Regions from separate parts of the Homo sapiens genome. Here region 2 is linked to region 1. Evidence: read pairs that join two places in POLR2A ChIA-PET (ENCODE). Cell type or tissue: OCI-LY7. All regions are shown on one strand. Each heading gives the region's core, and the rest is flanking DNA. Links, peaks and the distances in the headings are about the cores only.

The links. ChIA-PET counts read pairs that join two places held together with the same protein. Peaks named below come from ENCODE experiments on the same cell type or tissue, not always from the same donor. Only the 100,000 strongest peaks of a DNase experiment are listed, where the experiment ranks them.
Region 2: POLR2A ChIA-PET joins it to region 1 with 5 read pairs; 5 of 35 experiments call an interaction of 5 or more read pairs at or near these places.

Annotation. Positions count from the first base shown.
Region 1 is chr1:198,660,447-198,666,937 of GRCh38, reverse strand. All of the region lies in intron 2 of PTPRC (protein tyrosine phosphatase receptor type C), which reads right to left. PTPRC-AS1 (PTPRC antisense RNA 1) reads left to right here. Exons shown (of 3, transcript NR_199042.1): 2 at 6,232-6,315. Among named protein-coding and RNA genes, the nearest start is that of PTPRC-AS1, 3.4 kb to the left of the region's middle. In OCI-LY7, for the core only: no CTCF peak of the experiment used is centred there; DNase peaks (open chromatin) are centred at 1,408, 2,237 and 2,477; H3K4me3 peaks cover 2,197 bases; H3K27ac peaks cover 2,708 bases.
Region 2 is chr1:198,472,075-198,480,914 of GRCh38, reverse strand. All of the region lies in intron 1 of LOC105371677 (a long non-coding RNA gene), which reads left to right. Among named protein-coding and RNA genes, the nearest start is that of ATP6V1G3, 64 kb to the left of the region's middle. In OCI-LY7, for the core only: no CTCF peak of the experiment used is centred there; no DNase peak of the experiment used is centred there.

The sequences.
Region 1 (6,491 bases), core at 60-4,059:
TTTAGTTGTAGAACTCCAATGTATTTGAACCACTAGTGATCACATTTTATTTTGTTTGATAGCTGAATACAAAGCTGGCTGATGCAGTGATCTACAAGGTCATGACTGAGGTATCTTATACTCATCCTCATTCAAGCAAGATTATGTTTAACTTAAAAAGACAAATGAAAAGGAATCTATTTTAATAAATATATTATTGGTGGAAATATTCATAGTCTACCTTGAAAGGAGTGTTATGTTAAGATTGCTTTGCTTGTAGAGTAATTTATGCCTTTAATTTCTGTGTCTAGTCTTTCTAAGCCAGAATAAAAGTCTGTTCATCATGATCTCTGTTATAGCCCTCCGCATATTTGAAGGCTGCTGTTATATCACATCATATATTAAGCTCAGTTAATAGATTAACAGACCCTTTATTTTTACATTTACTATAGCATCTAACATGGTTAGCAAATGCTTTTATTATTTCTTTATTTTCTTTATAAGATAAATGGGTATTACATATACCAAAGCATCTGTTTTGGAGCCACTATGATCACTAAAAGAATCTTTTCATTGTTCCTACCTTCTCCTTCCTACATGTGTGGAAAAAACACATGATTCCACACATACACATGGTTGTCTAATTCTATTGTTTAACCCTCCATGAATAGATGTCCACAATGCTCCCTACATCTCTCTTTTTTTTTTTTTTTTTTTTGAGACAGGGTCTTGCTCTGTTGCCCAGGCTAGAATGCTGGAGTGCAGTGGTGTGACCATGGCTCACTGCAGCATCCATTTCCTCGACTCAAACAATCTTTTCACCTCAGCCTCTCAAGTAGCTGGGACCACAGGCACTATACCCAGCTAATTTTTGTATTTTTTGTAGAGATGGGATTTGCCATGTTGCCCAGGCCGGTCTTGAACTCTTAGGCTCAAGTGATTCTCCCCCCTTGGCCTCTCAAAGTGCCTATGTCTTTAAATGTGAGTATTTGAGCATATTGAATGATGATGACCTGCCCTTTGCTGGTAAAGATATACTAATAACATAATATAAACAATACGTACACTTGGGATGTCTTTCCAGGGCTGGAAAGAGAATCATATTCTGTTTTTCCATGTTCTCATTTTATCCTGAATGTGCCAATTTAATTATTTGCCAACATGTTGCCAGACATGCTCCCTAGTCTGTGCTAAAGCATTTGTTACCATGTACTACATTGAACATACTTGAATGTTTCTGTCATGTTTACCACCCAGATGGTGAGAATCCAAGGAAAGGAGACACTTGTATTAAGTTCACAGTTTATCTGTTCTTGGAAACATATAACTGCATGAAGAGATCAGGATGAAAATATCGTTATAGTTACCCCAGTTACCTCAAGGTGGAAGTCTGGGTCAGACAACCACGGGGACCTGCCATTGCAAAACTTCTCTGTATATGCCTGGGGGACCTGGCTGTTCTAGTTTTTCACCATCTTTGACATCTGCTTGTTCTCACTTGGCTCCTGCCTTACCCTCAGGGTCTCAATAATGACTTCTTGACTTTGACAACTTTGACAAAAATGCATTCATCAAAATTATAATAAAAAATAAAATCTATTTTTAAAATATGATATTTAACTCATGTATTAAATTGCTTTAAAAGGCAGCAGGGCGGTGAAACCCCGTCTCTACTAAGAATACAAAAAAAAAAAAAGAAAAATTAGCCAGGCGTGGCGGCGGGCGCCTGTAGTCCCCCCTACTCGGGAGGCTGAGGCAGGAGAATGGCGTGAACCCGGGAGGCGGAGCTTGCAGTGAGCCGCGATTGCACCACTGCACTCCAGCCTGGGCGACAGAGCGAGACTCCGTCTCAAAAAAAAAAAAAAAAAAAAAAAAAAATGCTGCCGGGATGTTCTAAAAACACTCCCCACCCCTTGTACTGACTCCAATCCCATTCAGATCCAAAGGGTAACCCTCCAGATTAGGATACCTGGATTTTTCATGGTAGTCCCGAGAACATTAGCCTTAAGGGAAAAAATATAGCATATTTGTCCTTTTCCTGTCATAAGCCATTTTTAATATGGGAGTATCACAAAGTCAAAAAGAAAGAGATCTTAAAATATTTCTTCCAATGCTAGAGCCTATGTGGACATAAGGGAGAGGCTCAGGGCAGGGGGAGAATAAATCCTTGATTTCAAATCTAGCAACTATCAGGGTTATAAGGGACCTCGGAGAGGAGATTTTGTAGTCTTCCCAAACAGCCTATTCTAGAGCTTCACACACAGGTCTGAAGAGGAAGTAGACATCTGAGATGAAGAGGAGAGCAGTTCCTGGTATATTTCGGTTAGAGTTTTCCAAATTTTCAAAAATCATTCACTATATAGTATTAAAGGCCACTGTATCAGATTTTGTCATCAAGTAACATGACTATTAAAAATGGTAGTTGAGAAAGAATTTTAAAAAAACAGTTCTGTTTTCTACAGGGAAGTAGGAAGGAGTGTCTGCACTGGGGCACAATAAGATTGCTACAAACTTACAGGATCACATCATGTCCTCTGAGACGTGCTCTCAGAAAGATAGTAGGGACTTAGTTTTTCTCCCACATAGCATCGTTAAGTCTCTTCTTGCTACCGAAATAATTCGTTTTGCTGCCAAAACAGTTTGCAATTATGACAAAATTCACATCCAAAAGATATTTAAAACAAATATTTTCCCATTTTTGTATAGTTCCCTCTCAAATGTGGGAAGATGGTCTGTTCCTTATTTCTCACAGCCACAGGCACCGCCTTCCAGAAACAGAATAAAAACCCACACTGTCCTCAATTATTCAAAGACCAATTTTCTGAGAACATATAAACTTATTTGATATATAAAAATTATAGCAAACATTGTCTTAAATAATAATATTTATCATTCTCTTCACCCCCATAGCATCTTTAACATACTTTTCTTTCCATGAACTAAAGGCATGTAGGGTTAAAAAAAAGTATAGTTTGGAAACATTAGTGGTGTTTATTATGATTATTAATATAGAAAAAATATTTTGCTTTTGTCTCAATACTCTGTTGTTAGGCAGGTAACATGATGTCATACATTAATAATAAAAATAATAATAGCATAACAATGAAAATAATAATTACTAACATATATTCAATAATGTTTATTTTCCAATCATTTATTCTTTAGTACCTGTGAGGTATGCACTCAAATTATTTTCATTTAAAGATAAGGAAACTGAGGCACAAAGCGGTTAATCACTCTTCCCAGAGAAAAGCAGTAAGTGGCAGAGTTGGGATTTAAATCCAAGAAATCTAGTTATTAAAGCCTGCAATCTTAACCATCACAAAACTATCCTGCAATCAATATTATATATCAAGGCCACTAGGTCAGCTGTGGATTCAGAAGGTGGCTACAGGTCTCCAATGTCCAGGTCAGGGCTTTGTCCATTTGACCAAGCTTCTAACTGAAGTCTTCTTCAACTACTTCCAGAAGCTTGCCAGTACCTCAATGTATTCAGGCTCAAGATTGCTTCCTTCTATTTCCACAAATGCACCTGTGCCCTTTTACACTTTTCATGAAGCTTAAAGCTTATTTAATTGGATGAAGGAATCTTATAGCTAAAAGTGCTCCTGAGAATTCTATTTTTCAAAAGATAAAAAGTTAAAGACTATTATTATTCAAATTGTTACCACCACCAGCTTGGTTTGGCTCCATTAACGCACTGAAAAGAATGAACTTCAGCAAGGAATAGAGGGAAGCAGGTGTACTCAGCAGGGTTCAGGTCTAAGAAATTCAAAATTACACAGAAGTGGTGGTCATAAGTTCAGTCTTGCCTGCAGTGCAATTGTGCAGGGAGATTGTCTTTATTCATCAGTGGGTAATCATAGACTCGTCAGAAATCTATTGCACTTCCTAGGTGAAGAGACGTGGGAAGTACAACACAGATGCTCAATCTCCCCTTTGGCCAGTAGCTCTTGCTCTGGCCAGGGGTCAGGCGTAATTCAGCTCCTCCCTCCCACATGTGTACAATGGTCACATGGCACAGTTACATCAACTGCAGAGAGGGAATGGTTAGTTCAGAATGAAAGCGTGATATGAGATCCTTACGTTGGAGGAAAAACTATAGTTTTCATGATTCCTATGAAAACATTTAAGTGTGACAGTTATAGAAGCAGACATGTTAAAAGAACAGAAACATAACTGTCAAATAGCTAAGGGTATCTATAGTATCTGTAAAACTATTTTAGGAAAGGAGAAAGGAATACTGGTCAATGTGTGGAAAGTGGAAGAAAAAGGCAGGAGTATCCAGAATATGGAGAGAACTACATTTTAGGTTTTTCAATATTCCTAATTACTTTTCCCTTTTTTTGTCCCTTTCCATCCTCCTCTATTTCTCTTATTTCTATCATATAAGCCACTCTATTAAAACATTCCAGTTTAAAATATATATTGACATTTGTGTATATACTAATATGGTCTCATGTTTATACACACACACTCTCACACACACACACACACACACACACACACACACAGCTCTCAGAAAATTCCCAGCCAAAATGATCCTAGAATCAAGTTGTTCAGATCAAACATTGGCTCTGCCTCTTATTAGCTCTGTAATCTCAAATAAATTGCCTACATTTTCCATGCCTCAGATTCTTTATCTATAAAATAAGAATAAGAAATACATATACATTATAAAGTTGTTAAGAATTAGAAGAGTGAATAAATGTATGCATTAAACATAGCATCTAGCACATATGAAGTCCTGAATATTATCAGTTATCTTAATGATTATTTTTATTGATATTACTATTAATAAAATAGCCAATACATCAATACATCATGGAAGTGCCTTGCCTAAATCTGGTTAGGTTGACTCTGAGATTGCTGATTTGTACAATATAAAAACTGGCTGACCAGTTGGACATGGTGGCTTCTTAATCACCATCGTTTGGAAGACAAGTCTTTGTTGATTCAAGATACCAGGTCCCTGAAGTGCTGTGTCCAGTCCAGAATATCACACATTATAAATGAAATTGAAATCCAAGAGTATTCAGAGGAGGCTAACCGGAGGTAGGTAGTGGGGAAGGGAGCAAGATAATGTGTCAAATACGGAAAACTTAAAGAAGTCTATTTTGTCCTAAAAAATAATAGTATAGATGAAAATACAATAAATACATTCAAATACTTGAAGTATTATTATAAGGAAGAAAGTATGGTCCTATTCCATGCTGCGGTAAGGATAAGAATTTTATCTTGTTGGCGTATCAGTGGTTCTCAGTGTTTTCTGGAGACTCAAGATAGTCCCCAAGAACCTTTTAAAGATTCTTCAAGGTCAAAATAATATTAATTAAGTGTTATGAGTATTATTATTTACCTAACAGTACTAAGAAGTTATTTTTCTTCTTCTCTCTCATTCTCTCATTAGTAGAAAATTAATGTTTCCAGAAACTATATGGTATATAATATTACAACAGATAGAGAATATTAAAGCATATATGAGAATCCAGCTATCTATTATTCAGACAGACATTTAAAAGATTTGTAAAAATGCAAAAAAGTGACACTATTCCTATTAAATCTTTGTTTTATAATATCTGGTTGTTTTTCATACAATATGTGCTATTTATATTAATATATTGATTTATTATTATTTAATAAATAATTAAATATTTTAAAATTCTATCTAGTTTATTTTACAATAAATATATATAACCCACATAGACAAAACCTCTTTATATTCCACAATTATGCTAAAAATTAGGTTTATGTTTAAGAATGTTTAAAAAGGAGTCCAGAGACTAAAAGGCATGAGAAACATTGGTTTCAATTAACAGTGTTAAGATTTTGAAACCACAAATTTCAAAATATTTCAGCAGTTCAGCACTAAATTAGGCTTTTCTTTTTTTCTTAATGTAGTTTTTAGAAAATATTCAGTGAGTGTGTGTGGTAAGAGGGATATATATACATTGATCCTAGTCACCTCTAAGGCTTCTTTCAACTCAAAGATTCTGCAGCTCCATTGTGAAAGGAATTGAAAAGAGAGCTTACTGAAAATACTGTTCTCATAAGCCTGGTGTGAAAGTTAGCAGCTAAGCATGTGGTTAGGAGCGGCAGTTTTGGGGTGAAGCAAAAAGTGAAGAACTCCAGTGCAAGAATATAATGCATTTTTGGATCATTGTGTTGGTGGTAGATTATCTAATGAAAATGATAAGACTGAAGGGTTTGCTGTCAAAGTTACTTAGATTTCATAATGGAATGTCTTCTCAGGAGGATGGAAACTAGAGTCCATGTTGGCCTTACAAGTCTTCTCTGAATATTCCAGAAACTAATAGTTAAGATTCTTTCAAAAAGGTAAGTTGATAGATGCCCACACAGTTTCTCCTCTAGACTGTGTCACAGATGACAACCTCATAACCTCTACCTGTTGTCCTGGTTCTACCATTTATTTCAACACAGAATACACACACACACCACACACACACACACACACACACATATATTTGGGTGTGTTTATGTAAATTACATAT
Region 2 (8,840 bases), core at 2,195-6,194, 190 kb after region 1:
GATCTATTTTTTAATCCCAAATTCAGCAATGTATTACAACCATCTTATATGTCAGCACTCTGATCCCGAGCATCTGGGCTAGTATTTAATAAATATTTGATGAATGATGTCTAGATAAATAAATCAATGAATAGATGAGTGAGTAAGCAGGTGAATGGGTGAATAAATGAAAGACATATACTGAGTAGCCATGTACTTGCTTCATTCCACAGCTGAAACTTATCTGGCCATATGCCCAGCCAGCTTCCTTAGGGTACCCACTTACTACCTATCCAAAAATTGTTTCTGTCACTAAGGAGGACAGAAGCCAAGTGAAACATGGCAAGGCACTTAGACAAACAAGCATCTCTTTACCTTGCTCCTACCAAAGTGCTCTCCCTGTTTGCTTTACAACACCAAGGTTTTGTCACAAAAAGAAGGAATGTGAACATTATGTAAAAATAAAAATTTGCAATAATTTAATCCCTTCTATTTGTATAATTATTTATAATTTACCAAGTATTTTACTTATATGTCTTTAGATGACACAGATAACCCTGATATATAGTAATTTTTATGCTATCTTACAGGTGGAGAAACACTTCCTTACAGAGATCACATGCAAAGAAGCTTAACTACAGCCCAGTTGTCTGGATTCCACTTTTGGTATTCTTCTTAGTATGGGGCATTCCACGGGACAGGTGCCACTTTGCTTAGGGAGGTACTTATGAGCACCTTCCATCAGGGGGAATAATTGCTTCACTACAAGAGCTACTCTTTCTACAAGAGTCCAAGTTAATCAAAGTAGTGGCAATAAAACTCAACATTCCTACCTTGGAATAGTTTTTCTTGCTTTTAACCTCCCTCCTTCAGAGAAGAGATGGTTATTGGCTAATATACTTTGTATGCACCCATTTCAGCAGGTTACTGTCTTAAATGCAATGAATACAATGAAAGGAAAAGAAAATTGGCTGCTGGGAACACATTGAGGCTGTTGTCTTAATTTGCATGTATGTTTATAAAAAGTATTGAACTGTATTATGAAAAAAACTACACATGATAGTGAGTTAAGATGTTGGAAAAGCTTCAGAGACCAAAAAAGAAAAGCTAAAGGTATTTAATTTGGTCATATCAACATGACTGTGTCATTTATATCAGGCACTTACCCATAGGCCCTATAGAAACAAGCATGAGTATTATTAAAAGCATTCATAGACCTCCAGTAAACTTTATTTGGTTTTAACTCTAAACCCTAAGTATGTTTTTTTCATAGTTGATTCTTCTTCTAATAACATTCATTAACCAGAATTTATGGTATTTATTTTGGCTAATATTTACTGAGCTCTTGCCATATGACAGGCACTGTGTAAACACTTTAATTGATATCTAATTTAATCTTCACCACGATCTTTGAAGTAGAAATCATTGATATTCTTATTTTGTAGATTAGGGAATCAAGGCACAAAAAGGTTAATCAACTCACCCAGGTTACACTACATGAAACAGGGATAGCGAGGACCAGTACTCAAGCAATCGCCAGATCACAACTTTAAATCTTTCATGATCACTCTAACTTCAGCCCTGAATGTGCAGAGATAAGAACAGTTAGCGAGTGAACTTACAGATTATACTTATAAAATGATTATTTTTAGGTTCATGGTCCTTCCATACAGGTTATACTGTAGTATGGAATACTATGCTGCCATAAAAAAGAATAAGATCATGTCTTTTGCAGGGACATGAATGGAGCTGGAGGCCATTATTCTTAGCAAACTAATGTCAGAACAGAAAGCCAAATACTGCATGTTCTCACTTATAGGTGGGAGCTAAATGATAAGAATACATAGGCACATAGAGGGGAACAACACACACTGGAGCCTATCCGAGAGTGGAGGGTGGGAGAAGGAAAAGAATCAAGAAAAATAACTAATGGGAACTAGGCTTAATACCTGAGTGATTAAATAATCTGGACAACAACCCCACATGACACAAGTTTACCTATGTAACAAACCTGTACATGTACCCCCAAAGTTAAAATAAAAGTTATCAAAAAAGTGACCTAATGATATCTTATTTTCAAAATACCCACTCTCTGTTCTACATTCAATTCACAAGGTATTTTAGAGACTAGACTATTGTCCTCTTACATAGAGCTAATAATTCACTAAAGTTTCCTTGAATCTGTTTACTTGGCTTGAGTTCTTTTTTAAAATTTAATTTTGTAAAAAATTTCTGTGCATACATAGTAGTCATACATATTTAAGGGGTAACTGACATATTTTGATACAGGAATACAATGCATAATAATCACATCAGGGTAAATGGAGTATCCATCATCTCAAGCATTTATCCTTTCTCTTTGTTACAAACATTCCAATTATGCTCTATATTTTAAAATGCACGTTGGTTTACTGTTGACTGTAGTCACCCTGTTGTGTTATCAAATACTAAAGTTTATTCATCCTATTTAACTATATTTTTGTACCTGTTAATCACCCCCACTTCCCACCCCCAACCACTACCCTTCCCAGCCTCTGATCACCTTCTTTCTACTCTCTATATGCATGAGTTCAATTATTTTAAAATTTACTCCCATAAATGACTGAGAACATGCAAAATTTGTCTTTCTGTGCCTAGCTTATTTCACTTAACATAATGTCCTCCAGTTCCAACCATGTTGTTGCAAATGACAGGATCTCATTCTTTTTATGGCTGAATAAGTACTCCCTTGTGTATATGTACCACATTTTCTTTATCCACTTTATCCACGTTTCTGTCAATGAACATGTAGGTTGCTTCCAAATCTTGGCTAGTGCGAATGGTGCTGCAATAAACATGGGAGTGCAGATATCTCTTCCACATACTGATTTATTTCCTTTGGATAAATATCCAGTAGTGGAATTGCTAGAACATGTAATAGTTCTATCTTCAGATTTTTGAAGAAACTCCATACAGTTCTCCATAGTGGTTGTACTAATTTACATTCCACCAACAATGTATGAGGGTTCCCTTTTCTCCACGTCAGCCCCATTATTCATTATTGCTTATCCTTTTGATAAAAGCCATTTTTACTGGGATGAAATGATATCTCATTGTACTTTTGATTTTCATTTCTCTGATGATCAGTAATGTTGAGCTCTTTTCCATATGCCTGTTTTCTGTTTGAATGTTTTCTTTTGAGATGTGTTTATTATGATTTTTTGCCCATTATTTAATAAGATTATTTGATTTTTTTCCTGTAGACTTGTTTGAGCTCCTTGTATATTCCAGGTAAGAATCCCTTGTCAGGATGGAGGAATATTTACCAAGCAAATGGAAAGCAAAAAAAAGCAAGAGTTGCAATCCTAATCTCTGAAAAAACAAACTTTAAACTAACAAAGATCAAAAGAGACAAAGAAGGGCATTACATAATGGTAAAGGGATCAATGCAACAAGAAGAGCTAACTATCCTAAATAAATATGCACCCAACACAGGAGCACCCAGATTCATAAAGCAAGTTCTTAGAAACCTACAAAGAGACTTAGACTCCCATACAATAATAGTGGGAGACTTTAACACCCCATTGTCAATATTAGACAGATCAATCAGACAGAAAATTAACAAGGATATTCAGGACGTGAACTCAGTTCTGGACCAAGCAGACCTAATAGACATCTACAGAATTCTCCACCCCAAATGAACAGAATATACATTCTTCTCAGCACCAAATCACACTTATTCTAAAATTGACCACATAATTGAAGGTAAAACACTCCTCAGAAAATGCAAAAAAAAATAAAAATAAAAAAAAAAACAAAAAAAAACACAGAAATTATAACAAACAGTCTCTCAGACCACAGTGTAATCAAACTAGAACTCAGGATTAAGAAACTCACTCAAAACTGCACAACTACATGGAAACTGAACAACCTGCTCCTGAATGACCACTGGGTAAATAATGAAATGAAGGCAGAAATAAAGATGTTCTTTGAAACTAATGAGAACAAAGACACAACATACCAGAATCTCTGGGACACATTTAAAGCAGGTGTGTAGATGGAAATTTATAGCACTGAATGCCCACAAGAGAAAGCAGGGAAGATCTGAAATTGACACCCTAACATCACAATTAAAAGAACTAGAGAAGCAACGGCAAACAAATTCAAAAGCCAGCAGAAGACAAGAAATAAATAAGAACAGAGCAGAACTAAAGGAGACAAAGACACTTAAAACCCTTCAAAAAAAATCAATGAATCCAGGAACTGGCTTTTTGAAAAGATCAACAAAATAGACCTCTAGCCAGACTAATAAAGAAGAAAAGAGAGAAGAATCAAATAGATGCAACAAAAAATGCTAAAGGGGTTATCACCACCGATCTCGCAGAAATACAAACTACCATCAGAGAATACTATAAACACCTAAATCTACAATAAATGGATAAATTCCTGGACATATACACCCTCCCAAGACTAAACTAGAAAGAAGTCAAATCCCTGAATAGACCAATAACAAGTTCTGAATTGGCAGCAATTAATAGCTTACCAACCAAAAAAATCCAGGACCAGATGGATTCACAGCCAAATTCTACCAGAGGTACAAAGAGGAGCTGGTACCATTCCTTCTGAAACTATTCCAATCAAAAGAAAAGGAGGGAATCCTCCCTAACTCATTTCATGAGGCCAGCATCATCCTAATACCAAAACCTGGCAGGACACAACAAAAAAAGAAAATTTCAGGCCAATATCCCTGAAGAACACTGATGCAAAAATCCTTAATAAAATACAGGCAAATTGAATCCCAGCAGCACATCAAAAAGCTTATCCACCACGATCAAGTCAGCTTCATCCCTGGCATGCAAGGCTGCTTCAACAAACACAAACCAATAAACGTAAACATTATATAAACAAAACCAATGACAAAAACCACATAATTATCTCAAGAGAGGCAGAAAACCTTTCAACAAAATTCAACAACCCTTCATGCTAAAAACTCTCAATAAACTAGGTATCAATGGAACATATCTCAAAATAATAAGAGCTATTTATGACAAACCCACAGTCAATATCATACTGAATGGGCAAAAACCGGAAGCATTCCCTTTATAAACCAGCACAAGACAAGAATGCCCTCTCTCACCACTCCTGTTCAATATAGTATTGGAAGTTCTGTCCAGGACAATCAGGCAAAAGGAAGAAATGAAGGGTATTCAAATAGGGAGAGAGGAAGGCAAATTGTCTCTGTTTGCAGATGACATGATTGTATCTTTAGAAAACCCCATCATCTCAGCCCAACATCTCCTTAAGCTGATAACCAACTTCAGCAAAGTCTCAGGATATAAAATCAGTGTGCAAAAATCACAAGCATTCCTATACACCAATAACAGACAAACAGAGAGCCAAATCATGAGTGAACTCCCATTCACAATTGCTACTAAGAGAATAAAATACCTAGGAATACAACTTACAAGGGATGTGAAGGAACTCTTCAAGGAGAACTACAAACCACTGCTCAAGGAAATAAGATAGGATACAAACAAATAGAAAAACAACCCATGTTCATGGATAGGAAGAATCAATATTGTGAAAATGGCCATACTGCCCAAAGTAATTTATAGATTCAATGCTATCCCCATCAAGCTACCATTGACTTTCTTCACAGAATTGGAAAAAACTACTTTAAACTTTGTATGTAACCAAAAAAGAGCCCACATAGTCAAGACAATCCTAAGCAAAAAGAACAAAGCTGGTGGCATCACACTACCTGACTTCAAACTATACTACAAGGCTACAGTAACCAAAACAGCATGGTACTGGTAACAAAACAGAGATACAGACCAATGGAACAGAATAGAGGCCTCAGAAATAACACCACACATCTACAACCATCTGATCTTTGACAAACCTGACACAAGCAGGCAATGGGGAAAACATTCCCTATTTAATAAATAGTGTTAGGAAAACTGGCTAGCCATATGCAGAAAACTGAAACTGGACCCCTTCCTTACACCTTATACAAAAAATCAACTTAAGATGGATTAAAGACTTAAACCTAAGACCTAAAACCATAAAAATCCTAGAAGAAAAACCTAGGCAGTACCATTCAGGACATAGGCATGGGCGAAGACTTCATGTCTAAAACACCAAAAGCAATGGCAACAAAAGCCAAAATTGACAAATGGGATCTAATTAAACTAAAGAGCTTCTGCACAGCAAAAGAAACTACCATCAGAGTGAACAGACAACCTACAGAATGGGAGAAAATTTTTGCAATCTATCCATCTGACAAAGGGCTAATATCCAGAGTCTACAAAGAACTTAAACAAATTTACAAGAAAAAAACAACCCCATCAAAAAGTGGGCAAAGGTTATGAACAGACACTTCTCAAAAGAAGACATTTATGCAGCCAACAGACACATGAACAAATGCTCATCATCACTTGTCATTAGAGAAATGCAAATCAAAACCACAGTGATATACCATCTCACACCAGTTAGAATGCCGATCATTAAAAAGTCAGGAAACAATGACTTTTTTCCTGGAGAGGATGTGGAGAAATAGGAACACTTTTACACTGTTGGTGGGAGTGTAAATTAGTTCAACCATTGTGGAAGACAGTGTGGTGATTCCTCAATTATCTAGAGGTAGAAATACCACTTGACACAGCAATCCCATTACTGGGTATATACCCAAAGGATTATGAATCATTCTAGTATGAAGACACATGCACACTGCACACGTATGTTTATTGCGGCACTATTCACAATAGCAAAGACTTAAAACCAACACAAATGTCCACCAATAATAGACTGGAAGAAAATGTGGCACATATACACCATGGAATACTACACAGCCATAAGAAAGGATGAGTTCTTGTCCTTTGCAGGGACATGGATAAAGCTGGAAACCATCATTCTCAGCAAACTATCACAAGAACAGAAAACCAAACACCGCATGTTCTCATTCATAAATGGGAGTTGAACAATGAGAACACATGGACACAGGAGGGGAACATCACACACTGGGGCCTGTCAGGAGGTGGGGGGCCAGGGGAGGAATAGCATTAGGAGAAAAACCTAATGTAGGTAACGGGTTGATGGGTGTAGCAAACCACCATGGCACGTGTATACCTATGTAACAAAACTGCACATTCTGCACATGTACCCCAGAACTTAAAGTGTAATAGTAAGTAAAAGAATTCCTTGTCAGATGGATAGACTGTAAATATTTTCTCCCATTCTGTGGGTTGTTTCTTCACTTAGTTGATCGTTTCCTTCGCAGTGCAAAAGCTTTTTAACTTGATGTGATCCCATTTGTGAATTCTGGCTTTGATAACCTATTCTTGTGGAGTATTACTCAAGAAACCTTTGCCCAGACCAGTATCCTGGAGAGATTCCTCAATGTTTTCTAAAATTTAAATATTGTGGAGGTCTTAGATTTACTCTTAGTTTGAGGTCTTAGTTTAAGGTCTTAGATTTAAGTCTTTATTTCCTTTTGATTTTATTTTGTTGGCACTCCATTGTATGTTATTTGTTTCTTTTCTATTGCTACTGTTGGGATACTTTCTTTATCCTTGACGTTTGGGAGTTTGATTATTAAATGTCTTGAGGTACAGTCTTATTTAGGTTAAATATGTTTGATGTTCTATAAACCTTGTATTTGAATATTGATATATTTCTCTAGGTTTGGGAAGTTCTCTGTTATTATCCTTTCGAATAAACTTTCTACCCCAATCTATCTCTCCACTTCCTCTTTATGGCCAATAACTGTTAGATTTGCCCTTTTGAGGCTATTTTCTACATCTTGTAGGCAGCCTTCATTCTTTTTTATTCCTTTTTCTTTTTGTCACTTCTGACTGTGCATTTTCAAATAGCCTACCTTCAAGCTCACTAATTCTTTCTTTTTCTTGGCCAATTCTGCTGTTAAGCAATTCTGATGTGTTATTCAGTATGTCAGTTGCATTTTTCAACTTCAGAATTTCTGCCTGATTCTTTTTAATTAGTTCAATTTCTTTGTTAAATTTCTCTGGTAAGATTCTGAATTCTTTGTCTGTTATCTTAAGATTCATTGAATTTCCTCAAAACAACTATTTTAAATTATCTGTCTGAAAGGTCACATATCCTTGTCTCTCCAGGATTGGTCAATGGTGCCTTATTTAGTTCATTTGGTGAGGTCATGTTTTCCTGGATAGTCTTGATATTTGTGGGTGTTTGTCAATGTCTGGGCATTGAAGGGTTAGGTATTTATTTTTGTCTTTGCAATCTGGGCTCGTTTGTACCCATCTTTTTTGGGAAGACTTTCTAGGTATTAGAAGGGACTCGAGTGTTGTGATCTAAGTTTTTGGTCTCTGCAGCCATATCTGCATTAGGGGGCATCCCAAACCCAGAAACACTGTGGCTCTTGAAGACTTGTTGAAGTACTGCCTTGGTTGTCTTGGCTAAGATCTGGGAGAATTACCTGGAATACCAGGCAGAGACTCTTGTTCTCTTCCCTTACTTTCTCCCACCAAACATCAGTTCCCTCTGTGTGCTGAGCTGCCTGGAGCTGGGGGATGGCTCACCAAGCACCCCTGTGGCCATCGCCACTGAAACTGCACTGGGCAGGCCAGAAGTCAGCAAAGTACTGGATCTCATCCAAGGTCCATAGCAACTACTGACTGGCTACTGCTCACATTTGCTTAAAGCCCTAGGGCTCTACAATCAGCAGGCAGTGAAGCCAGCCAGGCTTGTGTTCTTCCCTTTAGGGTGACAAGTTCCTCCTGGTTCCAGGCAGGTCCATAGATGCTGTACAGCAGCCAGGGTCTGGAGTCAGAAACTTTAGAAATCTACCTGGTGCTCTATTCTACTGAGGCTGAGTTGGCACCGAAGCCACAGGAAAAAGTCGG